Regions from separate parts of the Homo sapiens genome. Here all the other regions are linked to region 1. Evidence: chromatin loops called from intact Hi-C (ENCODE). Cell type or tissue: CD4-positive, alpha-beta T cell. All regions are shown on one strand. Region 1 holds the start of GH1 (growth hormone 1). Region 2 has its middle 12 kb from the start of SCN4A. Region 3 has its middle 8.3 kb from the start of ICAM2. Region 4 holds the start of SNHG25 (small nucleolar RNA host gene 25). Region 5 has its middle 19 kb from the start of TEX2. Region 6 has its middle 3.7 kb from the start of ERN1. Region 7 has its middle 7.5 kb from the start of PRR29.

The links. A loop is a pair of places that touch in the nucleus more often than their neighbours do. Peaks named below come from ENCODE experiments on the same cell type or tissue, not always from the same donor. Only the 100,000 strongest peaks of a DNase experiment are listed, where the experiment ranks them.
Region 2: a loop joins it to region 1, with 4 times the contacts of the local background. A loop is called at or near these places in 52 of 110 quality-filtered maps.
Region 3: a loop joins it to region 1, with 6 times the contacts of the local background. A loop is called at or near these places in 89 of 110 quality-filtered maps.
Region 4: a loop joins it to region 1, with 4 times the contacts of the local background. A loop is called at or near these places in 90 of 110 quality-filtered maps.
Region 5: a loop joins it to region 1, with 18 times the contacts of the local background. A loop is called at or near these places in 46 of 110 quality-filtered maps.
Region 6: it touches region 1 in a loop (8-fold over the local background); 90 of 110 quality-filtered maps call a loop at or near these places.
Region 7: a loop joins it to region 1, with 5 times the contacts of the local background. A loop is called at or near these places in 52 of 110 quality-filtered maps.

Annotation. Positions count from the first base shown.
Region 1 is chr17:63,917,119-63,921,118 of GRCh38, reverse strand. GH1 (growth hormone 1) reads left to right here and starts at 2,280. Exons shown (of 5, transcript NM_000515.5): 1 at 2,280-2,352; 2 at 2,613-2,773; 3 at 2,983-3,102; 4 at 3,195-3,359; 5 at 3,613-3,916. The coding sequence starts at 2,343. The coding sequence ends at 3,810. LOC112268204 (a long non-coding RNA gene) reads right to left here. Exons shown (of 3, transcript XR_002958148.2): 2 at 3,475-3,522; 3 at 3,193-3,329. RefSeq lists enhancers at 109-158, 179-268 and a promoter at 1,793-2,286. In CD4-positive, alpha-beta T cell, CTCF peaks have their summits at 1,535 and 1,735 (motif pointing left); a DNase peak (open chromatin) is centred at 1,708.
Region 2 is chr17:63,983,080-63,987,079 of GRCh38, reverse strand. No RefSeq gene overlaps it. Among named protein-coding and RNA genes, the nearest start is that of SCN4A, 12 kb to the right of the region's middle. RefSeq lists an enhancer at 1-215. In CD4-positive, alpha-beta T cell, no CTCF peak of the experiment used is centred here; a DNase peak (open chromatin) is centred at 1,799; H3K27ac peaks cover 866 bases.
Region 3 is chr17:64,026,894-64,030,893 of GRCh38, reverse strand. No RefSeq gene overlaps it. Among named protein-coding and RNA genes, the nearest start is that of ICAM2, 8.3 kb to the right of the region's middle. In CD4-positive, alpha-beta T cell, CTCF peaks have their summits at 1,635 and 1,835 (motif pointing left); DNase peaks (open chromatin) are centred at 1,813 and 3,343.
Region 4 is chr17:64,143,612-64,147,611 of GRCh38, reverse strand. It overlaps TEX2 (testis expressed 2), which reads left to right. Exons shown (of 12, transcript NM_001288732.2): 12 at 1-385. It overlaps SNHG25 (small nucleolar RNA host gene 25), which reads right to left and starts at 1,642. Exons shown (of 2, transcript NR_132278.1): 1 at 1,612-1,642; 2 at 1,303-1,382. SNORD104 (small nucleolar RNA, C/D box 104) reads right to left here and starts at 1,534; the gene lies at 1,455-1,534. SNORA50C (small nucleolar RNA, H/ACA box 50C) reads right to left here and starts at 1,273; the gene lies at 1,141-1,273. RefSeq lists enhancers at 1,214-1,423, 1,401-1,955. In CD4-positive, alpha-beta T cell, no CTCF peak of the experiment used is centred here; DNase peaks (open chromatin) are centred at 981 and 1,781; H3K4me3 peaks cover 2,488 bases; H3K27ac peaks cover 2,245 bases.
Region 5 is chr17:64,280,506-64,284,505 of GRCh38, reverse strand. No RefSeq gene overlaps it. Among named protein-coding and RNA genes, the nearest start is that of TEX2, 19 kb to the right of the region's middle. In CD4-positive, alpha-beta T cell, CTCF peaks have their summits at 2,178 and 2,377 (motif pointing right); a DNase peak (open chromatin) is centred at 2,365.
Region 6 is chr17:64,131,814-64,135,813 of GRCh38, reverse strand. No RefSeq gene overlaps it. Among named protein-coding and RNA genes, the nearest start is that of ERN1, 3.7 kb to the right of the region's middle. RefSeq lists enhancers at 2,161-2,210, 3,806-3,865. In CD4-positive, alpha-beta T cell, CTCF peaks have their summits at 1,853 and 2,053; a DNase peak (open chromatin) is centred at 2,033.
Region 7 is chr17:63,988,896-63,992,895 of GRCh38, reverse strand. No RefSeq gene overlaps it. Among named protein-coding and RNA genes, the nearest start is that of PRR29, 7.5 kb to the left of the region's middle. In CD4-positive, alpha-beta T cell, a CTCF peak has its summit at 2,321 (motif pointing right); a DNase peak (open chromatin) is centred at 2,295; H3K4me3 peaks cover 518 bases.

The sequences.
Region 1 (4,000 bases):
ACTAGCAATGAATGATAGACATGGTCTCCATTGCTCAAGGCTCTGGGAAGATCTAGACTAGAGAAAACGATCACCGACTTCTACCCACACCTGTGGGCCTCAGTTCTTCCCTCTGGTCCATGGTTACCACAGTAACCCCTTGTAAAGGTGTTTCCCCAGGGGTCCCTAGAGTCCTCTGAGTCACCATAATTCTGGGTCAACAGAAATGGAGAGGTAAGAGGAGACACTCCCCTGCCCTGGCTGGTCCCACGTGTTCATGGCAGTAACCTGTCTGGGGAGCCTCGCCACCCCTGTGTCCACCTGCAGAGTTATGCAGTGGTCCCCAACTAGGGCCCCTGCCACCCTCATTCCTAAGGGAGGCTGGAGACTTCTTCCATGGCCGAAAATCCACATCTAAGTCCCCGGCACTAGCAAAAAGGCCCTGTCATGGGGGCTCCCTGCCCCAGTTGAGATTGGAGGAACATGGAAGAAGCTAAAATAACTAAATAACTCAGTAGCATCACACTACCTGCTCTGGAGAAAAAAAAATTTAATATTATTATTTTTTGTTTTTTGAGATGGAGTTCTGCTCTGCTGCACAGGCTGGAGTGCAGTGGCGCAATCTTGGCTCACGGCAACCTCTGCCTCCTGGGTTCAAGTGATTCTCCCGCCTCAGCCTCCCGAGTAGTTGGGATTACAGGCTCATGCCACCACGCCCAGCTAATTTTTGTACTTTTAGTAGAGATGGAGTTTTGCCATGTTGGCTAGTCTGGCCTTGAACTCCTGACCTCAAGTGATCCACCCACCTCAAAGCCACCCAAAGTTTGGGGATTACAAGCGTGAGCCACTGTGTCCGGCCTGGAGAAAGGACTTTAAATGACGCAATGTAGGAAGAGCAAGGTTGTGGAGATCTGCTGCCCTGGCTGAGGTAGCTCATGCAATCAGTCTCTCTGAGCCACAGTCTCTTGATCTGTGAAATCGGAAGAAAATAATACCTCCTTCACAAGACAAGTGGCAGGTCAGATGTGAGAATGCACAGGCAGGCCCTCGGCAACTGGAAAAGCTCTATACAGATCTGAAAAGGAGGAGGAGAAAAAAGAGGAGGGGCTTCCATGGCTGGACAGGGCATCTTTCTTTTTCTTTTTCTTTTTTTTTTTTTTTTTTTTTTTGAGGTGGAGTCTTGCTCTGTTGCCAAGGTTGGAGTGCAGCAGCACGATCTCCGCTCACTGCAAGCTCTGCCTCCCGGATTCACGCCATTCTCCTGCCTCAGCCTCCCGAGTAGCTGGGAATACAGGCGCCCGCCACTACGCCCAGCTAACTTTTTTGCATTTTTAGTACAGAGTGGATTTCACCTGGTTAGCCAAGATGGTCTTGATCTACTGACCTCGTGATCCGCCCGCCTCGGCCTCCCAAAGTGCTGGGATTACAGGCATGAGCCACCGCGCCCAGCCTGATAGAGCATCTTTCGGCGTGATGTGTTCTGAGTTCCAAAGCTGAGGAAGAGACTCAAATCTTCAAGAGCTCTTCTAACTTTGAGATTCTCTGATGGTTTCAGGGCTATGGGAGGAAGAGCTTGTGGTCCGTGTCTGCTCCCGGGATTTCTGTTTCTTGGTTTGTGTCTCTGCTGCAAGTCCAAGGAGCTGGGGCAATACCTTGAGTCTGGGTTCTTCGTCCCCAGGGACCTGGGGGAGCCCCAGCAATGCTCAGGGAAAGGGGAGAGCAAAGTGTGGGGTTGGTTCTCTCTAGTGGTCAGTGTTGGAACTGCATCCAGCTGACTCAGGCTGACCCAGGAGTCCTCAGCAGAAGTGGAATTCAGGACTGAATCGTGCTCACAACCCCCACAATCTATTGGCTGTGCTTGGCCCCTTTTCCCAACACACACATTCTGTCTGGTGGGTGGAGGTTAAACATGCGGGGAGGAGGAAAGGGATAGGATAGAGAATGGGATGTGGTCGGTAGGGGGTCTCAAGGACTGGCTATCCTGACATCCTTCGCCGCGTGCAGGTTGGCCACCATGGCCTGCGGCCAGAGGGCACCCACGTGACCCTTAAAGAGAGGACAAGTTGGGTGGTATCTCTGGCTGACACTCTGTGCACAACCCTCACAACACTGGTGACGGTGGGAAGGGAAAGATGACAAGCCAGGGGGCATGATCCCAGCATGTGTGGGAGGAGCTTCTAAATTATCCATTAGCACAAGCCCGTCAGTGGCCCCATGCATAAATGTACACAGAAACAGGTGGGGTCAACAGTGGGAGAGAAGGGGCCAGGGTATAAAAAGGGCCCACAAGAGACCAGCTCAAGGATCCCAAGGCCCAACTCCCCGAACCACTCAGGGTCCTGTGGACAGCTCACCTAGCTGCAATGGCTACAGGTAAGCGCCCCTAAAATCCCTTTGGGCACAATGTGTCCTGAGGGGAGAGGCAGCGACCTGTAGATGGGACGGGGGCACTAACCCTCAGGTTTGGGGCTTCTGAATGTGAGTATCGCCATGTAAGCCCAGTATTTGGCCAATCTCAGAAAGCTCCTGGTCCCTGGAGGGATGGAGAGAGAAAAACAAACAGCTCCTGGAGCAGGGAGAGTGCTGGCCTCTTGCTCTCCGGCTCCCTCTGTTGCCCTCTGGTTTCTCCCCAGGCTCCCGGACGTCCCTGCTCCTGGCTTTTGGCCTGCTCTGCCTGCCCTGGCTTCAAGAGGGCAGTGCCTTCCCAACCATTCCCTTATCCAGGCTTTTTGACAACGCTATGCTCCGCGCCCATCGTCTGCACCAGCTGGCCTTTGACACCTACCAGGAGTTTGTAAGCTCTTGGGGAATGGGTGCGCATCAGGGGTGGCAGGAAGGGGTGACTTTCCCCCGCTGGGAAATAAGAGGAGGAGACTAAGGAGCTCAGGGTTTTTCCCGAAGCGAAAATGCAGGCAGATGAGCACACGCTGAGTGAGGTTCCCAGAAAAGTAACAATGGGAGCTGGTCTCCAGCGTAGACCTTGGTGGGCGGTCCTTCTCCTAGGAAGAAGCCTATATCCCAAAGGAACAGAAGTATTCATTCCTGCAGAACCCCCAGACCTCCCTCTGTTTCTCAGAGTCTATTCCGACACCCTCCAACAGGGAGGAAACACAACAGAAATCCGTGAGTGGATGCCTTCTCCCCAGGCGGGGATGGGGGAGACCTGTAGTCAGAGCCCCCGGGCAGCACAGCCAATGCCCGTCCTTCCCCTGCAGAACCTAGAGCTGCTCCGCATCTCCCTGCTGCTCATCCAGTCGTGGCTGGAGCCCGTGCAGTTCCTCAGGAGTGTCTTCGCCAACAGCCTGGTGTACGGCGCCTCTGACAGCAACGTCTATGACCTCCTAAAGGACCTAGAGGAAGGCATCCAAACGCTGATGGGGGTGAGGGTGGCGCCAGGGGTCCCCAATCCTGGAGCCCCACTGACTTTGAGAGCTGTGTTAGAGAAACACTGCTGCCCTCTTTTTAGCAGTCAGGCCCTGACCCAAGAGAACTCACCTTATTCTTCATTTCCCCTCGTGAATCCTCCAGGCCTTTCTCTACACCCTGAAGGGGAGGGAGGAAAATGAATGAATGAGAAAGGGAGGGAACAGTACCCAAGCGCTTGGCCTCTCCTTCTCTTCCTTCACTTTGCAGAGGCTGGAAGATGGCAGCCCCCGGACTGGGCAGATCTTCAAGCAGACCTACAGCAAGTTCGACACAAACTCACACAACGATGACGCACTACTCAAGAACTACGGGCTGCTCTACTGCTTCAGGAAGGACATGGACAAGGTCGAGACATTCCTGCGCATCGTGCAGTGCCGCTCTGTGGAGGGCAGCTGTGGCTTCTAGCTGCCCGGGTGGCATCCCTGTGACCCCTCCCCAGTGCCTCTCCTGGCCCTGGAAGTTGCCACTCCAGTGCCCACCAGCCTTGTCCTAATAAAATTAAGTTGCATCATTTTGTCTGACTAGGTGTCCTTCTATAATATTATGGGGTGGAGGGGGGTGGTATGGAGCAAGGGGCAAGTTGGGAAGACAACCT
Region 2 (4,000 bases), 66 kb before region 1:
GGCCCTCTGCCAAGAGCCCTCGCGTAAAAGGAAAGAGTGAAACTCCAATAGTTGCTGGCCCCCATCCTGTTTTTGAACTGGATTGTGAAACCAGGCACCCCCACCTACCCCATAGGTGCTTGAAGGTCATGGTCCACCTCCTGATTAAGAGCCCAAGTTTCTTTCAAACCCTGAGGGCCAGGCTTCCAATCCCAGTTTACTATGTAAATACCATCTGGTGAGTTACTTATCTCCCCTGTCCCTCAGTGTCCTCATCTGTCAAATCGGGGTGATAACAGGATCAGGGTGAGAATTTGATGTGCTCGTGGACATGTGAGGTGCCTGGAACAGTGCTTGGCATGTAACCAGCTCTACATACGTGTTCAACAGTATTATTGTGGCTATTGCCAGTCTGTGACCCTGACATAAAATGTCTCATCCCAGGGAAAAGAAGAGAGAAAGAGTTACAAGAAGGATGGCTTTGTTCAGTTCTGGGCACCCTTCGGAGCTGGGGGTCAGGGATGGGCTTTTTTTCCCTATCTGGTCTCCCTTGGGTGAGGGACCTTTTTTTTTTTTTTTTTTTTTTTTTTTTTTTTCAGATAGAGTCTCACTCTGTCACCCAGGCTGGAGTGCAGTGGTGCAACCTCGGCTCGCTGCAACCTCCACCTCGCAGGCTCAAGTGACTGTCCTGTCTCAGCCTCCCAAGTAGCTGGGATTACAGATGTCCGCCACCACACCCAGCTAATTTTTTTTTTTTTTTTTTTTGTATTTTTAGTAGAGATGAGGTTTCACCATGTTGACCAGGCTGGTCTCTAACTCCTGACCTTCAGTGATCCACCTGCCTCAGCCTCCCAAAGTGCTGGGATTACAGGCTTGAGCCACCATGTCCAGCTGGGTGAGGGTCCTTCTATAAAGTGGACTGCAGAGCCCCTTCCATGAGGGCCTGTGGTTTGCAGATGTGGCCATGATGGCCATGACGCCAGAGCGGCAGAGCAAGGTCCTTCCAGCCCACCTTTCAGTAAGCTCTGCTGTCAACACTTAGCTTTTTTTGAGGTTGGCAAGTTCGTGATCAGTCTAGCTTTGGAGAAGGCTCTCCAAAGAGTAGCTGGGGAGGAAACACCCCTGGAGTACTTTCTGCAGTGGAGGACTTTCCCAGAGCGAGCGGCAGGGCGCATCTCCTGAAGGGGGCGTGCTCGTGGTCGTGGGAGCAGGGGAGCTGGGTGTCAGCCTTTCCTTCCTCCAGGTTTCAGGCTGTTACTGAAAAGCCTCTTCTCTAGTGCTGGTGACTGTGCCCCCAGCTCCCCTGTCTCAAGTCGGGAGGACTCGAAGGCCACCCTCCCTGGATGGCTGGGGACAGATGGAGGGAATGGGGAGCCAGGTTGCCTGGAGTTCTCCAGGCCCAGGAACAGGTGTGAGCAGGCCTCTTGGTGGCCTCTCCGTGGACCCACTGCTTTGAGGAGCAAGGAGGGGAAGGGAGGTGGCTCTATGTTCAGGGGCGATGTGTCTAAGGGCAGGGGAGGTGGGCTTAGATGTGTGTGTAGAGGATGTACACACACCAGTTTGGGGGGCCATCATGCTCAGGGGCTCCTTAAAAAGATCTGATGCCAGGCATGGTGGTACACACCTGCAGTCCCAGCTACTTGAGAGGCTGAGGCAGGAGGATCAACTGACCTCAGGAGTTTGAGCCCATCCTGGGCAATATAGTGAGACCATATCTCTAGAAAAGATTGTAAAAGAAAGATCCAAGCCAACAGAGGGCAGGAAGCCCTGGGCCTGAGTGGAACAAATTAGCCTCCCCACCCTTTTGAGCAGCTGGGAAATGACTCATAGAGGCAATGAGTGTGTGTGTGTGTGTGTGTGTGTGTGTGCGCGCGTGTGTGTGTGTGTACACTGGCGAGGGCATGTGCATGCATCTAAGTAGGCCATATGGGGGTCAGGGGATATATGAGGGTGAATTGGTGCAAATTGACCTGTGGTTCTCTTCCCCCCACTGACCCCTCCCACACACAGCTCCCAGCACAAAACCCCAGGAGGCCTGAGCACGACCCTGCCAGGGCCTACCAGATGCCGACCCCAGCCCACACCTCTCAGGGGCTTGGCCCAAGGATCTGGTCTGCCCTTCGAAGGGGATAGATGGTTGAGAGTCAGGCCAGTCCAGGGAGCAAACTGAGTGGGACCTCAACCTGGGCGGGCCCCGTGCTGAGGGAGGGCAACTATGCCCAGCCGAGTTCCCCAAGGGGCTGGAGGGAGGCCGAGTCTGTAGTAGCAGGCGCAGGGGCTTGGCATGAGAGAGAGCTGCGTTCAAGACCTGGCTCCACCGCTGGTTAGCTAGGATGATGAAAGCGAAGTCCCTGGGACAGTGCCTGGCACGTGATAAGCTCCAAATGAACATGTCCATGATAACTTTTCATCTAGAAATATTTCTCAAGCCTCCACCTCATGGGCCTGTGCACGTCAGCACTACAGGTGACTGCACGGAGATTTGGGGGCCAGAAACCAGCCCCTCCCACGCTATGGAAAATCTTTCCCAAGCTGACTGAAGCTCAGAATTCCACATCTTACAACAAATTCTTTTAACTTAAGGCTCAGACTTGGGAGGAGAAACCCACTCTGGAACCTTGTGTCTGGGGAGAAAAGGCTTCTGGGGCCGACAGATGAGCTGGGAGAAGTTAGTGGGAAGTGGGCACGGTGCCTGAAACCCAACCAGCATGTTTGTGGGCTTTTATTTCATCAGAACTGAGCCTGCTAGAAGCACTCTGGGTAGAGGAAAAGGGTCAGGTTTGGGAGAGGAGGAAGAAAGTTGGGGAAAAACTAACCAGTTGGCAGGGTGCGGTGGCTCATGCCTGTAATCTCAGCACTTTGAGAGGCCGAGGCAGGTGGATCACTTGAGTCCAGGAGTTCAAGACCAGCCTGGCCAACAAAAATTAGCCACGCATGGTTGTGGGCACCTGTAATCCCAGCTACTTGGGAGGCTGAGACTGAGAGAATCGCTTGAACCCGGGAGGCAGAGGTTGCAATGAGCCGAGATCGTTCGTGCCACTGCACTCCAGCCTGGGTGACAAAGTAAGACATTGTCTCGAAAGAAACAAACAAACAAAAACAAAAAAACTAACCAGTGTTCTTGGAGAGCCTTTGGAAATTGTCAGGGAATGGGGCTGATAGTGAAAGGAGGGCCTGCCCATGCATCCTGAATAGGAAACCAACCATACAGTAGGTGCAAAATAAACATGGCCACCACTGTTACTCTTATCCCTTGGGTAGAACAAGTTATTAGGCCAGTTGAATCAGGAGCTTAAAACAGGGAGGCTTGTTCTGACCCAGTGAGCCCCCATGGAAAATGCAATCAGCTTTAGCCCACCCCTCACGCAGGAGCCCACCCCCACATCACCCCAATTGGTTTCCGGAACTCTCTGGGCCTCTGAGTGTCTGGAGGTTTCCATCCGAGGCTCCTGGCTCCAGGCCTCCCTCCAAAGTCTCTCAGAGCAGATTTCCTCTGCAGAGTGTCAGGCCAGGAGGGGAGGGCCACCTGGGGTGACTTCCTCTAGGCCCCTGCCTGCCAAGGCACAGGCCACTCTTCCTCCTTTCCAGGCCCCAAGCGCTGGCAGAGAAACAATACAGCTACCCCCTTCCCGTCCCCACCCACAGCCTGCCCCAGCTGAGAAAATGTTGTGACTTGAGACTTACAACCCGGGGGACATAGGGATGGATTTTTCACTCCTGGAGCTGGGCCATAGCAGGAACACAGGAATTTGGGAAGTGGGCCACCCGGATGCCCGGTGCTGTCTTTGGCCAGGAAAAAGAAGTCTGGTCTGTTTCAGACTCCCAGGAAGTTCCAATTCTGAGCCCCCACTGCAGGTGAAGCTTGGGGGTGGGGGTGGGGTCTCCACTGGCCACAGATGGCACTGGATCATTTTGCTCCCAATCCATAGAGAAAACAGCTAGATCCTTGTGGGTGGCTAGCAGCTTTGCTAGAGATGAAGAGCATGCTTGGTTGGCAAGAGGGGAGGTGGCTGGTGCCTGA
Region 3 (4,000 bases), 110 kb before region 1:
GATCAAGGCCATCCTGGACAACGTGGTGAAACCCCATCTCTACTAAAATACAAAAAATTAGCCGGGCGTGGTGGTGCATGCCTGTAGTCCCAGCTACTCAGGAGGCTGAGGCAGGGGAATCTCTTGAACCCAGGAGGCAGAGGTTGCAATGAGCTGAGATCGCACCACTGCACTCCAGCCTGACAACAGAGCAAGACCCCGTCTCAAAAAAAAAAAAAAAAAAAAAAAAGAAAAGAAAAAAATACAGAGGAGCAAATGGTAGAATGGTAGAAGAAGCCCAGTTGGTTGATGCGTCTTTGATGTTCACCTCTTCTGGACCACAGCCTTCAGACTTCTTGTGTGAGAAAAAAATCTTACTGACGGAGCTGCATTAGTTTGTTTCTACTACATGAAGTGAAACCAATTCCCAATCAATGCACACGGGAAAGCTGAAAATAAAGACATAGGACCTGGGCGCAGTGGCTCACACCTGTAATCCCAGCACTTTGGGAGGCCAAGGTGGGTGGATTGCTTGAGCCCAGGAGTTCAAGATCAGCCTAGGCAACATGGTGAGACTCCCATCTCTACAAAAAAAAAAAATACAAAAATTAGCTGGGCATGGTGGTGTGTGCCTGTAGTCCCAGCTACTCTGGAGGCCGAGGTGGGAGGATTGCTTAAGCCAAGAGGTGGAGGCTGCAGTAAGCCGTGATCGGGCCACTGCACTCCAGCCTGGGTGACAGAGTGAGACCCTGTCTCAAAAAAAAAAAAAAGAAAAAAGAAAACACACACACACACACACACACACACACAAACCATAGAAAGAGAGACGGAAAAGCTCAACACTGTTCAACACTGTAAAGATGTCATATGTGACCTCAATAAAAATCTGAATAGGTTTCTTGTAGAATTGCATAAAGAACAGTAACCAATGACTAGGAGAGCTCTGAAAAAGAATAATATTAGGGCATTATCCTTCCAAATGCTATAATATTATAATTAAGACAGCATGGGCCGGACACGATGGTTCACACCTGTAATCCCAGCACTTTGGGAGGCCAAGGCGGGTGGATTTGCTTGAGCCCAGGAGTTCAAGACCAGCCTGGGCAACACAGGGAGACCTTGTCTCTACAAAAAAATACAAAAATTAGCTGGTGTGGTGGTGTGCACCTGTAGTCCCAGCTGCTTGGGAGGTTGAGGTTGAGGTTACGTGAGCCTGGGGAGGCCTAGGCTGCTGTGAGCCATGATGGTGCCACTGCACTCCAGCCTGGGCAACAGAGTGAGACCCTGTCTCAAAATTTTTTTTTTTTTTAAATAAATACATAGAAAAAGATGTAGCAAACAAATATTAACAAAATGCTGGTTTAGCAATACCAATCAGATTCTATAGAATTCAGACAAGATCAGGCATGTTCAGAGTGCTATGGCTGGCTATAGACAGAATTCAAAAAGAAAAGGATTGAATGGGACAGAAAAAGATATTTCATTTTTATCAAAAAAAATAACTGAATAGAACATATAAGGCACGAATCCTTAGACACCTAACAACATAGCTTCAAAATATATAAGGCAAAAACTGAACTACAAGGAAAAATTGTCAACAATGGATATTTTAACCATTTTTCTCACTGATCAAATAGACCCCCAAAAATTTAAGATGTGGAAGATTTGTACAGCACAATTAGAAAGACCGATCAAATAAATGGTAAAATATTTTCATAACCAGTAAGTGGGGTCCAGAAATACAACCATATGATTTGCGGAGCTGCCTTATTTTGAGGTTAATGAGTGGCCTTGGAGAGCCTGCACAGCTGGGGTTCCCCATCAGCCCAGGCCAGCTAGGTTTAGTGCCACCTGGTGGCAGTTGTCTCCTCCAGAATAAAACACTTAACCTTTACAAGGTGGAATATGTTTTTATTTATATTTATATATTTTTTGAGACAAGGTCTTGCTCTGTTGCCCCCCTAGGCTGGAGTGCAGTGGTGGGATCACAGCTTACTACAGCCTCAACCTCCTGGGTTCAGGTGATCCTCCCACCTTAGCCTTCTGAGTAGCTGGGACTACAGGCAAGTGCCACTATGCCCAGCTAATTTATAAATTCTTTTTTAGAGATGGGGTCTCATTCTGTTGACCAGGCTGGTCTCAAACTTCTGGGCTCAAGCAATCTACCTGTGTCAGCCTCCCAAAGTGCTGGAATTACAGGCATGAACCATCGCACCTGACCAGAATATGGTGGTTGTTTTTTTTTTTAATCTTCTTTGTGCTTAGTTCAGATTGTCTTTCATGAATATGAATTACTTTAAGAATAAAAAACTACATTTTTCTAAGCCCCTACCCTTCTTGTCTATAACATGAAGAAGGCAGTTTGAATGAGCCCTAAGATTCCTCTAGCTACACAGGGCTACGAGTCGGCACCAAACAAGCCTCCCAGCTCTTGACATTGGCTGCACCGACTCTCCTGGTTTATAGCTGCATCTGCTCCAGGGCCCTCAAGCTTGTGGCCTGGGCTGAATCACCCTCTGCTCTGAGCCTGTCATTGTTTCCCAGGCCTTTCCCATCTCAGGAAAATTTTCCCCAGTGTTATCCTCTCCCTCTCTCAGCCCCAGGTCTAATTCATTCCTTACTTTTTTTTTTTTTTTTTTTTTGAGACAGAGTCTTGCTCTGTTGCCCAGGCTGGAGTGCAGTGGCGTGATCTCTGCTCACTGCAACCTCCACCTCCCAGGTTCAAGTGATTCCCCTGCCTCAGCCTCCCTAGAAGCTGGGATTACAGGTGTCCGCCACAACCCCCGGCTAATTTTTATATTTTTAGTAGAAACAGGGTTTCACCATGTTGGCCAGGCTGGTCTTGAACTCCTAACAGGTGATCTGCCCACCTCAGCCTCCCAAAGTGCTGAGATTACAGGCCTGAGCCACTGCACCTGACTGTCCTCTACTTTTGTAGAACACATTACTCATCTCTTTGCTCATCATTTTCCCCCCACAGATTTGGACTCACCAGTTGACACATTTAGGGCAATTTCCCAAAGTTTATATCTCCAAATATTAATTCCAAAGCTATTAAATTATTTAAAAGGCCTCAATCACCAAATCTGGGAAATGCCAGATTAAATAAAAGTTCCATATTTACAGCAAGACTTTTCAGAGGCTTTTAACATGACAACAAAATATTCTCCAAGAGGAGATATAACACATTTATCTCCAATTATTGCCTTTGATTTAAAAAAATCAACAAAGGAAGTATGTTTGTTATGGCAAAGACAATGCTATATTTTCACCAAATCTTTTTGCATTTTCCTCTTTCTGGGTACTCAGGAAGACAACACTCTCAGCCACCACTGCAGTTAGGTTGGGGCCATGTGACTAATTCTGGCCAATGGGAGTAGAAGAGACATGTGTTGCTTCTGAGCCACAGTCTTGAGGAGCAGAACACGCTCCTCCAGCACCTTCTCCCTTGGACACAGTGATCGGTGATTGTGGAGGCCTCCCAGCTACTCGGGAGGATGAGGCACTAGAATCGCTTGAACCCAGGCGGCAGAGGTTACAGTGAGCCAAGATCGCGCCACTTCATCCAGTCTGGGCGACAGAGCGAGACTCCATCTCAAAAAAAAAAAAAAAAAAAAAGTGTGTGGCACCTCCTGCTCCTGTTGCTCCTGCTTTCGCCGTGTGATGCATCTGCTCCCTCTTTGCCTTCTGCCATGATCGGGAGCTTCCTGAGGCCTTCCAAGAAGCAGATGCTGCTACGCTTCCTGTACAGCCTGCAGAACTGTGAGCCAATGAATCCTCTTCCTTTATAAATTACCCAGTCTGAGGTATTCCTTTACAGCAATGCGAGAACGGCCCACCTCCTTCTTCCGGGGCTGCAGAGGGAAGAAACTGAGGGATAAAGAAGGATGATGGTGAAAAGAAAAACATTTTAAAACCACAGCTACTGCTTAGCACACCTGCTCCTCCCCTCCCACGGGTGAACCATGCCGGCCTCTCGATGTGGCAGAGTGGGGAAATATTTGTTTTTTATTTATTTTTT
Region 4 (4,000 bases), 230 kb before region 1:
GTCCTGGTCACTGGTCTTTATAATTGTTGTGCAATAACTAAAGGCTAAGGACTAGATGCACTATCGTGTAAAGAGATTACACATGACTGTACCATGTTGCACTTAATCAAATAGTATGTGGGGATTTAAAATCGCTTGCATTGTTTCACAAAATAAATATCTCAATGTCAAATACTAGATAAGCATCTAAGTCATTTCTACGGAATCCTGTTCAGATAGGGGCACAATAAAATGAGTACAGAGCACCGGGGCCCTCACCTGGCAATCGCAGCTTTCATTTACTGCGTTGATCACTGCCCAGTCCTAAGGCTACAAAGCCATCCTCACTACATCCTTCAAACTATGTGCCATTATCTTCAGCCCACATTTAAAGAATCCAGTGAAAGTTCGTAACTGAGGGGGTAGGGCAGTGGTGCTCCTGGGCTGCAGTTTACACCCTTCATTGTCTAGTATAATGTTAATTCGGGACACCTTCATTCATCGAATGTCCATGTAGTGAACGCATACGTGCATCCTTGCCCACCATTGCTGCCCTGTACTCAGAACTGATGCACCTTTCACTGGAGCCCTTGTGGAAGATCTTTTACCAATCACTGAATCTGGACTGTGTAACTAGGTGTCTATGTTGTCCCCAACCATATATAAAATCTAATTCACCTTCACAACCGCCCTATAATTTTGAACTGTTTAGGAGTGACAGATTAACCTGCCCAAAGCTTTAGTCCCATGCTTGTCAGTACTCCTGCATGGTTATTTGTAAACAGGTCGATTACCCTTTAGTCAGGAGTTAACTCAATGCAGTTCCACACCGAATCTGTTTATGTCAAGTACACAACAGCCCTGCAGACGCCATTCCACGCTGCCTTCAACTAAATCTGCGCGTCTGATGGCAGACGCGACAGCCTGGGACTTATGTCGAACTCACGGCGAAGGCACAGCGCGCGCGATACACTCAGGGAAGGCTGGGCTGGGGAACGTATGGGAGCAGAGGGGCACTCCTTACGCATCAAGAGTCCGCGTATCCCCGTCAGCCACCGCCCCCCTAACACGCCATTCCAGCCTTGGTATTACGGATTGAGGCCTGTCGTGGCAAAACAGCTGGAAAATTGCCCAGCCTAGCAGCCGGACAGTCAGGTTACTTCTTGTCGCTCGCGGTTAAAAAGGCCGCCCGCGGGAGGCCAGGCGGCCCCAGTTATGCGCAAGCACATGCTCTAGCGCTGCAGATTGACCCCCGGCGCCACGAGGAAGCTCGGCGGGGGCTCAAAGACAGCGCGTCGCCAACGACACACACCGACACCAGGGTTGGGTTCAAACCACTTTATTGACGGGAATGGGGTGGCAAAGCAGCAAGGACGATGACATCCGACGTCCTCGGCTGGGAGCTACAAGAACGAGAGTGATAGATCAGCGGGTGTGCGCGCGCCCGCCCGCCAGCCCCCTCCCAGCTCCGCTCGGGCAGGCTCAGACTCCAGTTCGCATCACCCGCGTCAGCAGTCTAACACGTGCTTTAATTGGAATGTCATCACAGCAGGCCGGCCCCCCTACGCCTCCCTGCTCCCGAGCCACGACCTCCGGGGCCCACCCAGCCAGACGACCCGCCAGGAATACAACCTGACCTCCCGGAACCTGCAGGCGCTGAAAGACAGGGGAGCGTCGATGGCGTTCTTTTAAAGGAGCAGACCAGCGCTGATGGGCGGGCTTTACTGCCATTAACCAATAGCAAGTTCACCTTGCGACCACGTGCGCGTAAAGTTGTCTGGTGACTGGTAGTCCTTGCTGAGTCCTCCAGAGGATAGATGGGTCACATACCAACCATAGAGATGGGAGTCGCTCAGTCTCAAATCCATTTGCGTTTCAGCGACTCCACCGCCAGCTGGTAATGAGCGCATCTCTCCGCAGTACGCAAAAGAAAACTTCACCAAGAGCAGGCGACGATGATGCCTAACTTGGATGACATGTTCTGTGCCAGGAGCTAGGATAGGAGTTGAGAATGGAAAGTTAAAAACTGTCCCCAAGTGCAAAATAACCTGTCGTGGTAGAAAGAGCTTGTATTGAAAATGGACCGATCTGCACCACATCCTGACTTTGTGATGCGTTCGCTCTGTGACCTTGCTCAGTTAACCTTTCTGAGATTCAGTTTCTGGAAATTAGGAATACCCCCCCGCCGCCCCCCCCCAACACACACACACCGCGAAAAAAAAAAATTGTAAGGATTCGGTGAATTAATGCCAATTGCCTGGCACATTCTAAGTGGTAAACAAAGGTATTTAAAGGGCAGAGTGATGTGAAAAACTTCCTGGGATTGCAAAACTTTAATAAATACTAACATAGCGCTATGAACAGCCTACTGTAGAAGCCCAAAGGACAGAAAGCCTGACTTTGGGAAAGCTTCGCAGAGTTGATTGAGCCTGTTCCCCGGACATACAGGTGGATGAATGATAGTTTGCTTAACTGGGGGAGGACACAGTACACCAGCAGTCACAGTCGCCGGTTATCTTTATTGCCTCCCTGTTTTCCTTGGGAATTCTTTTCCTTTTTTTCCTCTTAATACGGAAAATTTATTGTTTTGTGTGTGTGTGTGTATGTGACAGTGAAATCATTTCACCCTATGGGTTTGTAGTTGAATGGGCTCTTATTTTCCTTATTTTCTATATAGACTTTAAATTCAAAAAATTCCTCTTTGGCCGGGCGCGGTGGCTCACGCCTGTAATCCCAGCACTCTGGGAGACGGAGGCGGATGGATCAGGTCAGGAGTTCAAGAACAGCCTGGCCAACATGGCGAAACCCTGTCTCTACTAAAAATACAAAAATTAGCCGGGCGTGGTGGCAGGCCCCTGTAATCCCAGCTACTCAGGAGGTTGAGGCAGGAGAATCGCTTGAACCCGGGAGGCGGAGGTTGCAATGAGCTGAGATCGCGCCATTACACTCTAACCTGAGCAACAGAGCGAGACTCCATCTCAAAAAAAAAAAAAAAAACCTCTTTAATCCAAAGCAATAATGACTTTGACAAGTGTTTAGTAGTCTCTATTTATTTTTGTTGCTGTTTTAACTTTCGTTATCTCAACATTTATTACATTATGGTACAGTTTCCGCATTGGGCAATGTATGAAAGTTTTCTTTGTGACCTAAAATATCAGTTTTTATAAGTGTTCCACAGATTGTTGAAACGAAGATGTTTTCACTATCAAGTACAAACATGGTATAAAATATTTATTTATTAATTCAACCTTAGTTGTGTTGTAATTACATTGTCCACAGCTCTGCTTTGTGTATTATGTACTTGCTTGGAAGTTGGCTGTTGGCTTTGATTGTGATGTGTTAAGATTATGCCTCAAATACCAAATGCCAGTGAGGATGTGGAGCAACAGAAGCTTTGCTCCATTACTTGTTTCGTTTTGTTTTTTGAGACAGTCTCACTCTGTTGCCCAGGCTGGAGTGCGGTGGCACAATCTTGGCTTACTGCAACCTCCGCCTCCCGACTTCAAGCAATTCTCCTGCGTCAGCCTCCCCAGTAGCTGGAATTACAGGCATGCACAACCATGCCTGGCTAATTTTTGTATTTTTAGTAGAGATGGGGTTTTACCATATTGGCCAGGCTGGTCTCAAACTCCTGACCTCATGATCCTCCCGCCTCAGCGTCCCAAAGTGCTGGGATTACAGGCGTGAGCCGCCGCGCCCGGCCTGCTCTTTTCTTTTCTTCTCCTCTTCTCTTTTCTTTTCTTTTCTTTTTTGAGACAGAGTCTGGCTCTGTCGCCCAGGCTGGAGTACAGTGGCACTATCTTGGCTCACTGCAACCTCTGCCACCCGGGTTCAAGCGACTCTGCTGCCTCAGCCTCCCTAGTGCTGGGACTACAGGCACGGACCACCATGCCCGGCTAATTTTTGTATTTTTAGTAGAGACGGGGTTTCACCATGTTGGCCAGGCTGGTCTTGAACTCCTGACCTCAAGTGATCCACCCGCCTCAGCCTCCCAAAGTGCTGGGATTACAGGCATGAGCCA
Region 5 (4,000 bases), 360 kb before region 1:
GTGTTGGAGGCGAGGCCTGGTGGGAGATGTCTGGGTCATGGGAGCGGATCCCTCATGGCTTGGTGCTGTCCTCGTGATAGTAAATGAGTTCTCAGGAGATCTGGTTGTTTAAGTATGTGGCACCCCTCACAACCACCACTCTCTCTCTTGCTCCTGCTCTGGCCACGTGACATGTCTGCTCCCGCTTCATCTTCAGCCAGGAATAAAAGCACCCTGAGGCCTCCCCAGAAGCCAAGCAGGTGCTGGCACCATGGTTGCACAGCCTGCAAAACCATGACCCAATTAAACCTCTTTTGTAAATTACTCAGTCTCAGGTATTTCTTTATAGCAATGCAAGAATGGCCTAATACACCAGCTTTGGTCTCTGGACTACTAGAAGCATCTGAGTACCACAGCGGTGCCCACTTTGGAAAACCCTATTCTATGTCATCACGTACTGGTCATACAAATTGAGACACTGCCCTAGTCATTACAACCAGCCTTGGCTGTCCCTAAATCCCCCTCAGGCACCCACTACTCATCCTTCCCTAGAGAGATCACTTCTATAAATGACACACATCATCCATGACATGGGGATTCCACCTGAATTTACTTAGGGGAATGGTTCAAACCGTATATTTTAACTACACCCGGAGATTCTTCTTCAAGATTCCTTTAAGCGTTTGTCTTAGTCTGTTCCTGCTGCTATAACAAAATACCTTAGTCTGGGTGATTTATAAATAGTAGAAATTTATTTCTCACAGTTCTGGAGGCTGGAAAGTCCAAGATCAAGGGATTGGCAGATCCAGTATCTGGTGAGGGCTCCATCTCTGCTTTCAAGATGGTGCCTTGTTGCTGCGTCCTCCAGAAGAGACAAATGCTGTCTCCTCACATGGTGGAAAGGGAGAAAGGGATGAAAAGGACAAATAGGCTCCCTTCAGCCCTTTTATAAGAACCCTAATCCCATTCATGAGGGCAAGGCCCTCTGACCTAGTCATCTCCTAAAAGCCCCACCTCATGCATTGGGAACGAAATTTCAACACACATTTCGAAGAGACACACACATTCAAACCACAGTAGGGTTGTTCCTTTTAAACATTATTTAAAGGCACCCATATGTATGTAATAATAATAAGGGGGGCTGGGCACGGTGGCTCACGCCTGTAATCCCGGCACTTTGGGATGCCGAGGCGAACAGATCACTTGAGGTCAGGAGTTCGAGACCAGCCTGGCTAACATGGTGAAACCCCATCTCTACTAAAAATACAAAAACCAGCTGGGTGTGGTGGCACGTGTGCCTGTAGTCCCAGCTACCTGGGAGGCTGAGGCAGGAGAATCGCTTGAAACCAGGAGGCAGAGGTTGCTGTGAGCAGAGATCACACCACTGCACTCCAGCCTGGGCAACAGAGTGAGACTCTGTCTCAAAAATAATAATAAGGGCTTGGGGCTTTACCTATATTAAATAATTATGATTAAATGTAAATATAAGTGTAATTAAATTATTACACTAAATAGTCTTCACAACAAGCTTGAGAGCTGGGTATGAAGATTATCATGTTCTTTTCACAGATGAAGAAGCTGTGGCTCAGCAGGTTTGGGGGCAGAGCCAGGAGGAAATCCGCCATCTGCCTCCAGAGCCCTGCTTCGATGACATGTGTCACTCTTGAAACAATGCCACACTCTGGAGGAAGTTTTCCAGATTCCTCCGGAAGAGGACAGAGACTGGCAATTCCGGAAAGGTCATCTAGGGAGTGCCAGGTCCCCAAACCCACTGAGCCTTTGTCAATTACAGATCCCCAGGGCCCCCCACCCCCGACCGCCTGCGTCAGGATTTCTGGGCAGACACAACAAAATTATGTCAAAGCGCCCCAAACACTTCAGAGCCAAGTGGCCCCGCAGCTGGTTTAGGGGCCTTCCAGAACAGTTGGCCCCGGGGGGATTCGATGTGGGTGGAGGACGCAGGTATGGGTTCCTCTCGGACCACCCTCTCTCAGGTGGGCTTCCAGCGGGCAGGGGCCAGCTTTTCTCTGCACTAGTGGGTGGGCTTGCTCCTCTCTGTACATTGGACACAGTGGAGACAAATTTCCGGAAAGGCTCAGGCTGAACACAGGATAGCCCTAAGGGTGGGCTAGATTCATGGAGAATGTATCGCGGACTAGTCAGTCATATAAAATACTTGAGCCATATTTTTGTTCACCTGAGGTCAATTCCATGAGGCCCCTGGGATACCCACTGGGCCCATAGAAGCCCCAAGATAAAAGTCCCAGCGTAACATTTTTGCTACTTATGGAGCTATACCATTGCTTGTTTAATTCTTCCTTGAAATTTTTTTTTTTTTGTCTAAGAGTAGTTGCTTAGTTTGACCACGAGGTAGCGCTAACGGGCTTGGTAGCCAATGGACGGGGGCGTGGTAAGCCTTGTGGACTTAAGAGGAAAATCTCAACATTGCCCCTTTATTAATTAATCAAACCTTGGATTTTTTCCCCCCATTCTGCACTTTCCAAATTTTCTGTATTGAGTTTGCATTGTTTTTACAGAAGCAGAATAAGGGCAGGGGTGGGGGACGATAGAGAATCACTACGCAATGATAATCTGTTATTTTGACATATTAACTTTAGACACTGTCTTTATGTGGCTGTAGTTATAGGATATGTGTATTTGTTTTATTGGAGTGCAGTGGCATGATCACAGCTCACTGCAGCCTCGACCTCCTGTGCTCAAGTGATCCTCCCATCTCAGCTTCCCAAGCAGCTGGGACTACCGGTGTGTGCCACCATGCCCAGGTAATTTTTTTGTTTTTAATTTTTTGTTTGTTTGTTTTGAGATGGTCTCGCTCTGTCACCCAAGCTGGAATGCAGTGATGCGATCTTGGCTCACTGCAACCTCTGCCTCTCAGGTTCAAGGGATTCTCATACCTCAGCCTCCCAAGTAGCTGGGACTACAGCTGCATGCCACCATGCCCAGTTAATTTTTGCATTTTTAGTATAGACAGGGTTTCGCCATGTTGGCCAAGCTGGTCTCGAACTCCTGACCTCAAGTGATCCACCTATCTCGGCCTCCCAAAGTGCTGGGATTACAGGTGTGAGCCACCCCACGCAGCCTGTTTTTATTTTTTTGTAGGGGTCTCTCTATGTTGCCCAGGCTGGTCTCCAACTCTTGGGCTCAAGCGATCCTCCAGCCTCAGCCTCCCAAAGTGCTAGGATTATAGGTGTGAGCCATCAGGCCTGGCCTGTTTTATCATTTTTAAACTTGACTTTATAATTTTTTATGTTACTACAAGTTCTTCATGAACATTTATTACTGCACATTTTACAGTGACCATATATTGAGGGTTCACTTGGAACCATGCAAACACTTTGCTGTGTTAGGTGCATTTTTGTGTAGCCCTCACAATGGGAGGGCCTAACCCATGAGGTGGGTATTATTATCACCCATATTTTATCTGTGAGTAAAATGATGCTTCAAGAAGGCAGGTCACTTAATAGTAAATAAATGGAGGAGTGAGTCTGTCTAACATCCTGCCTTTCTCTAACCACAATGCTATTTCATTGAGTATGACCACGACTTAATTTACCTAGTGTGCCCATTTAATTTGGCCACATTTCATTATCAATAGCACTGCAGAAAATATCTCTATGTAGAAAGTTTATTCTGCATTCAGGAAATATTTATAGAAGTGGACTTGATAGCCTAAACATTTTGAAGACTCTTGATAAATATTCAGTGCCAAATATGAAGAAAAAAAATCAGGAAAACTTAACTCTGGCTGGCTATTTTATGATATTAAGAATTATTGTTACTTTTTCTAGGCATGCTAATGCTGTTGCGGTCGTATATTTTTAAAGATACACAATGAAGTACTTACAAATGAAATAATATATTTGGAATTTGTTTGAAAATGCAATTGAGACAGGACTAGGGAGCTGATGAAAAAAGATTAGGCATGTGTTGCTCATTGGGTTACGGGAATCACAGGCATTGATTCCGCCGCTATCATCTCTGCTTTTGTGTCTATCTGAGA
Region 6 (4,000 bases), 210 kb before region 1:
CTGACCTCCTGATCCGCCCTCCCTGGCCTCCCAAAGTGCTGGGATTACAGGCGTGAGCCACCGCACCAGGCCAAATCCCAGCACTCTGGGAGGCTTAGGCAGGCTGATTGCTTGAGCTCATGAGTTTGAGACCAGCCTGGGCAACAAAGTGAGACCCACTCGCCTGGCATCTACAAAATATAAAAAAATTAGCTGGGTGTGATGGTGCCTGTCTGTGGTCCCAGCTACTCCAGAGGCCGAGAAGAGAGGATGGTATGCCCCTGGAGGTTTCAGCCTGGGAGGCAGAGGTTGCAGTGAGCCTAGATCACACCACTGCACTCTAGCCTGGGCAATAGACGCAGACCCTGACTCAAACCCCGTCCCTACCCCCACCCCCTGCCCCCCAAATAAACCACACAGAATCTGGAAGGAGGAAAAAAAGCAGAGACACAGGAGGAAAGCCAGAAAATGGTAATATCCAAGGAGGAAAAGTTCAAGAGAAAAGAACCCTTAATATACCTGAATTGAAAAGAGGCCCGGTGGCTGGGGGGAAAAAAACAAACCCAGGAATTAGGTCCAAAGGGATTTTACAAGAGGAAGAATGTTTATGAAGTGCTTGAGAGAAGTTTCCAGAGAGTTCTGTGGAATTAAGCCAGACCTCAGGGGATTAGGACGGCCTGGCCAGTGAGGAAGTGGAGGTACTTTGAGAGATGGCCGTTTCCATCTTGGTGCTGCCTTGGCCCTTTGAGAATATTAATGTATATAAACTGGGGACACGGATACTTTCTGTGGCGGTGTATAGACTTGGCACAAATGCGTGTGAAATACAACACCCAGAGACAAGTGAACAAATAACCAGTCAGGATTAGCCTAAGCTACCCCACAGGGTAGAACCTGGGAGTGGGGTGGTGAGTGATAGGTAGCGGGGCAGAGGCCTTGTCTCTTAAAATTAAATAACATCCACTACATCAGGCAAAGGTCATGGTCTTAGAGTAAAGATAAGACAAGATGATACCATAAAGCATGTAGTTGCACATTTCCAAACAGCAAACAGCCAATAAAAAAGATAATAAGAAATAATCACTTTTTACTCCTTATGGTATAATGTGAAAAAAAAGAAATAATCACTTTTGCAACCTAAGAAAGTGTGTAGTGAGTGGGATTCTGTGGTAAAGGGAAGTTCTTAAACAAGTGTCACAATCTTTTCAAATCCAGTCATCCTAGAACAGGAAAAGCCAAAGTCCTATTTACCTAAAAACCAAAGTGTTCACAGTGAGAACAACTTTTAAAATGTCCCTTAAACGTGACGGGAGGACGGAGATGAGAATTTAGCTTGCTATCAGAGACTCTTGCTTCATTGTTTTTTGTGTTTGTTTGTTTGTTTGTTTTGAGACAGGGTCTCGCTCTGCTGCCCAGGCTGGAGTGCAGTGGTGCTATGACAGCTCACTGCAGCCTCCACCTCTCAGGCTCAAGCAATCCTCTCACCTCAGCTTCCAGAGTAGCTGGGACTACAGGTGTGCACCATGGCACCTGGCTAATTATTTTATTTTTTTGTAGGGACAAAGTGTCACTATGTTGCCCAGACTGGTTTCAAACTCTTAGGCTGAAGATACCCGCCACCTCAGCCTCCCAAAGTGCGGGATTACAGGTGTAAGTCACAGCGCCTTGCCCCTTTATGGTTGTATTAATATTTATCCCATAACTACTTCCACACACTCTGTAGGTTCAGTTCAAGAAGCAGCAGCAGCGATATCACTAAAAACAACAACAACAAAAAAACTGACTTGATTTATTCTGATAAAGATACTATTCCTTTGAAATGTTACTGGAGTTTTCAACCATGACCTTTCTTTCTGGTTTTACTAGATTTTTCTTTCAAGTCTCCGCCTTCAAAGGTATCTATCCTGTCACTAGCTATCTGCAAATCAACCTCACAAGCATTTTTAAATGAGATTTTGAAGGGTTTTAAACACAAATGAGACAGGCACAAGCTCCTTTTTTGGGTCATAATTTATTACACTAGAGGGCGATATTTGCTAAACTAAAAGGGATTCATGGTTGCAGGGATGAAGGCTGGACATCATGATTGAGCTGGAGCCCTGGATCTTGACTGCCTTCAGTGTACGGTGGAAACTGCAAAACGCACAGGTCTCTGGGCTCTGCCCCTGGACATTGTGAATCAGTCAGGGAAAGGGGTACAAGAAGTTATTGGAAATATGTTTTTAATTTCTTTTTTTTTGTTTGTTTTTTGAGATGGAGTCTCACTCTGTCGCCCAGACTGGAGTGCAGTGGCGCAGTCTTGGCTCACTGCAACCTCTGCCTCCCGGGTTCAAGAGATTTTTCTCCCTCAGCCTCCCAAGTAGCTGGGACTACAGGCGCACACCACCACGCCCGGCTAATTTTTGTTTTTTTAGTAGAGACAGGGTTTCACCATGTTGCTCAGGCTGGTTGGTCTTGAACTCCTGACCTCGTGATCCACCTGCCTCGTCCTCCCAAAGTGCTGGGATTACAGGTGTGAGCCACCATGCCCAGCTTTTTATTTCTATTTTTTTGAGACAGGGTCTTGCTCTGTCGTCCAGGCTGGAGTGCCATGGCACGATCAAAGCTCACTGCAGCCTTGACCTCCTGGGCTCAAGCCATCCTCCCACCTCAGCTTCCCAAGTCACTGGAACTACAGGTGTGAACCACTATGCCTGACTAATTTTTTGGTTTTTTGTTTTTTTTTTTTTACAGAAACAGGGTCTCACCATGTTCCCTAGGCTGGTCTTGATCTCAAGCAATCCTCCTGCTTCGGCCTCCCAAAGTGCTGGGATTACAGGCGTGAGCCACCATGCCTGGCCTGGAAATCTGTTTTTTGTTGTTGTTGTTTTGTTTTGTTTTTTTAGCTCTCCAAGTTTGGGAACCAGTGGTTTAAAGGGAAGTGAAAATAAGATTTTCTCCCACCTCCCCATAGTCAGATCCTGCTGTACTTCTTTGTTGAATCTGATGTATATATGTTTCTTACACTGGTGGAAAAGAGGCCTTATCTTTACACTAAGACCATGACCTTTGCTTTATTCAGTGGATGTTATTTAATGTGACTTGCAGAAAGGTCATTTACTGCCCATTTGCAGGTCTTTTATATGGTCAGGTCCACTTCAAAGGCACCCTACAAAATATTCCATTTCTGTTTGTGTTTATCAGTGCTATCAGCTTTTACTTTATCATAAGCAAAAAGCTGCCTAAAGAAGTACTTGACTGTAGAGCAAGATTATGGGCAATGCCACCATAAATAAAACCAGTGCTTATCTGTCTGGATTGCCAATCAAGTGAAGAAGTGCATGAAGCATGTGGACGATGCATAAGAAATTCAGAGAATGGGGCCGGGCACAGTGGCTCACGCCTGTAATCCCAGCACTTTAGGAGGCGGAGGTGGGCAGATCACGAGGTCAGGAGTTCGAGACCAGCCTGGCCAACATGGTGAAACCCCGTCTCTATAAAAATACAAAAATTAGCCAGGCGTGGTGGCAGGCACCTGTAATCCCAGCTACTCGGGAGTCTCAGGCAGGAGAATCGCTTGAAACCGAAAAGGCAGAGGTTGCAGTGAGCCACGATCGTGCCACTGCACTCTAGCCTGGGCAAAAGAGTGAAACTCTGTCTCAAAAAAAAAAAAAAAAGAAAGAAATTCAGAGAACATGTAACAGTGCAATTAAGCCCTGGGGATTTGGTCCAACTGAGTGTAAGATAAATAATACCTAACTGTCCAGGCTTCTTGGAACAGATTTTTTTTCTTTCTACGATCTTTAAAACTGATTTATGAGTGAAATTGAGGTCAGCATTCCCCTTTGTGTTTCATCTGCTGATGTTACAGGGTCACAGTGACATTTTGAATTGTAAAAGGGCTGCCAGAGTTCCAGTACAGCAAATTTTCCCCTCCTAGACTTACTCTGTTTGAGAAAAAGCACCAGAGGGGGGGATGTGAAAGTGACATTTTTCAGTCAAGCTTCTCTTTTAAGTCAAGTATACAGGGTCTAACAGATGC
Region 7 (4,000 bases), 72 kb before region 1:
CTGTTTGATGTTCCTGTTTCCTCCTCCTACAGACAAGCTTCCTCCACACATGTGTGAAGGAGACACCATGGCTCCTTCAGACACATTTAGAAACTCCCAAGACGAAAGAGATTGTCTTTCCTCTAATCTCAGTACACATAACTCCCAGGGAAGGACTAGGATTGGTTCAGCTTGAGTCTTGTCCCCAGGTTTTGGATGAACCACTATGGCCCAAAGGATTGGCCAGAGGTGGGTAACATGCCCTTCCGTGTGTTAGGGGAGGGGGTCATCCTTTAAGCAGCAACTCCACAGAATCACATACTTGGATGGAGTAGGAGAGGAAGCCACTTCCCAAAGGAAGGAGTCAAGAGAGGGAAGCATTCGTTCCCCTTAGGTTGTGGAGAAAAAGCCATATTTAACATACAGCTTTTTTTGTCCAATCATTCCCATCCCTAGTCCAAAGGCACTTTGTGCAAATTAGAAAAATTAGCCCCTTCCCCTAGGCGTTTTGCTGCCATCTTTCAGAACATTATCATCTTAAGTTATACTAATCTACACTGACTTCAAATGTGCTTGGTGCCCAGAATTGTGTAGTATGCAACCCATGCAACTGAATGTAGCAGCCCTGCCCGCTCGTATGTGGTAATCCCCTTCAATTAGTCCAATTGCTCTTTAAAAAAGGTCTTGCCCTGTAGAGCTTTGGGCAGTGGAGAGGCAGAAACCAAGGAGTAGAGCCATAAATGGGAATGACAGCAGCTCCTACCCCCTCTTCTCCCATGCCCACAGACAGGGAGCAGCGGCCCAGTGATTATCGGGGTGGTGACCAGCAGTCCCAGATGGTGACCAGCAGCAAAGTGAACTGAAGCCACAGCAGGGCTCAGGGTAATGAGAGGGCCCCCGAGGAGCAGCTTCAGGAAGACAGCATGAGAAGGAAATGGGAAAAAACATTTTCTTTTCCTCCGAACGCTAGAAGAAGCAGACCCTTGCAAAGAAGAGGTGGGGCTGGGCAGGCACTTGGATTACATCAGCGATGAAACTCCAGTGGGTAGGAGTGGGTATGTGTGTGGCTGTAGTTGTCGGTATCTGGGCTTGTGCTGTGGTGTGTGTACACACATGGGCACTTGGTAAGAGTCTTGTGTCTGTGCAATATGGCGTTTGTGTTGCTGGGGGCACAAGTGTGCCTCTGGGCGCATATAGAAGCCGTGTGTGTGTGCACAAGCCCGCTCTGCGGGTGCGAGCATGTTTGGGCGTGTCTCTTCAGTGAGCAGAACCAGAGGAAGAACCATGTGCATGTGCCCCTCCACTTACCATGGGCTCTGTCCCAATAAACCCATCATGAAGTTGAAAAAATCCTAAATGGTCCAGGCACTGTGGCTCACGCCTGTAATCCCAGCATTTTGGGAGGCCGAGGTGGGCGGATCACCTGAGGTCAGAAGTTTGAGACCAGCCTGGCCAACATGGTGAAACTCCATCTCTACTAAAAATACAAAATTAGCTGGGTGTGGTGGTGGGCACCTGTAATCCCAGCTACTTGGGAGGCTGAGGCAGGAGAATCACTTGAACCTGGGAGGCAGAGGTTGCAGTGAGCCAAGATGGCACCAAGGCACTCCAGCCTGGGCAAAAAGAGTGAAACTCCATAAAAAAAAAGAAGAAAGAAAGAAAAAGAAAGGAAGGAAGGAAGGAGAAAGAAAGAAAGAAAGGAAGGAAGGAAGGAAGGAAGGAAGGAAGGAAGGAAGGAAGAAGGAAAGAAAGAAAGAAAGAAAAAGAAAGAAAGAAAGAAAGAAGAAAGAAAGAAAGAAAGAAAGAAAGAAAGAAAGAAAGAAAGAAAGAAAGAAAGAAAGAAAAAGAAAGAAAGATCCTAAATGGAACCATCACAAGTCAGGATTCTCTGCATAGAGAACACCAGCGTCACACCTAGGTTTAGAAAACAGCTCTGGGGGTGTGAGGCAACTCCGTGGGGACCACAGGCCACAGACAGAGGAGGGCTGGGCAGAGATGGGCATCGGGCCTGGCAGGAACTTCTTGAACCACGGGCAGGCCTGGCCCCCAGGAGGGGCTCGGCAAGGACTGAGGCTGTGTCCACAGGGTCTGGGCGGAGCTGCTGTGGGGACGGGGGGTGGGCAGCGCCTCCCCAGGCCTCCCTATGCTTCTGTCGAAGGCTGCTCTGACCTGGGCTCAGCTCACTCGGGGCCCAGGGCAGCTGCCGGAGCTCTGGGCTGCCAGGAAAGATGGTGGCACGGGACTGCCAAGGCTGACGGATTTGGGAGAACAACGGTTGGGCGACAGAACTCCCCAGGGGTTTCTCCAGCTGGCAGCCAGGGGGCACTTCATAGCGGCTCCACCAGGGGTCACCAGAGCCCCAGAGTGGAGGGAGGAGGTGGGGTCCATCAACCTGGCCCCCAGCACAGCCCTCCCTCAGCCCGGGACGGATGTCCAGCCAGGGGGGTGGGCGTGGGGGTGGAGAAGGGACCTGGATATGTCTGTGTGGTCCAGCTAAACAGCTGGGGGCGGGGGTGTGCATGCACTTGTGTGTGTCTGGTGTGCGATGTGAGGGTACGGCTGTGGGTGTATAGATGGGCATACGCTTGGCGCACATCTAGTGACCATGCTAGTGGTACTTCTCCACATGAATGGGAGCATGTCACATGCATGAAATCCATAAACACAGGGGCATGGCTGTGTGTGCGCGTGTGTGTGTGTGTGGAGTGGGTGTGGGTGTGTGTGGCTGTAGGAGTGGGTGTGGCTGTGGCTGTAGTTGTGGGTGTGAGTGTGTGTGCTTGTGCTGTGGTGTGTGTACACACAGGCAGGCACTCAGTAAGAGTCTTGTGTCTGTGCAATATGGCATTTGTGTTGCTCAGGGCACAATGTGACTGTGGGCACAACTAGAAGCCATGTGTATGTGCACAAGCCTGCTGCGCGGGTGTGAGTGTGTTTGTGCGTGTGAGCTGGCGGCATGTGTGTGAACGGGTGTAACAGCAGAGGAAGCATCTGCGTGAACGTATGAAGGGTGATTTGCACATGACTGAGCCTGTGGGAGCACAGCTTTTGTGTGGGTGCGTCCGTGAGTGTGCACTCGAGTGACTGTGAGAGTGAGCCAGCGACTGTGTGAGTGTAAGCCAGCGCGTACCTCAGGAGTGCTTCTGGGAATAAGTGTGGAGATTCGAGTATGAGATGAGCCTGTGTAAACTGTCGAGGTTGGGAGAAGAACCACCTATGTGGGCTAATACATGTGTCCCAGTGAGTGAGTGTTTGTGTGCCCTTGTGAATGGGTGCGTGTGCCCGGGAGTCTGTCACTCCTGGAGCAGTGAGGCTGGAGCCCAAGTGGTCGCAGGCTGAGCCCAGAGTACACCCGGCGAGGGAACTGTGGCTGAGGCTCCCACCTGAAGATTGGCCCAGTCCTCAGGTTTCACTCATGACCCTGTGACATCAGCGGCAGCAGCTGTCCTCGCCGGCCCGGCCCCCCAGCCAAGTCCCCCAGAGTTCCAGCCCCAGCCTGAGGTGGGCACGGCGCTCTGGGCTTGTCAGCAACCGCTCTGCTCCCGTCCAATAGTGAGTACTGCACCCCCACACCCGCCCCAGGCCGGGTACCCCGAGGGGCAGGCCACCCCGAGGGGCAGGACTCTCTGGCCCCAACCCCAGCCTGGCTCCAAGGAAGTCACCACTTTGTTCTGGGTACTGCTGACCGCCTGCCCACTCTGCGGCCCGACCCTGCTCTGTCCCGCAGCCTCTGCCGAATCTTCTGGTGCCTGGACCCTCTCTCCAGCCCCAGACTTGCCTCTCTCTGTCCCGTCATCGGTTCCCTCTGCCCCGGCCTGGCGAGCTGTCCTTGCCCTCAGCAAGGTTCCTTGTTCTGGTCACAAACAGCCCAAGGGCTAAGGCTCGGCTCCGGAGGGGCATGGGTGACCCAAGGGACACAGAACGGGGCTGCAGTTTCTTCAGGAGAGGAGAGCAAGGAGCCGAAACAGTGACTTTGCTTGGCCTGTTTGCATGGCTCAGAGGCAGGGCTGTGGGGGGAGGAGTG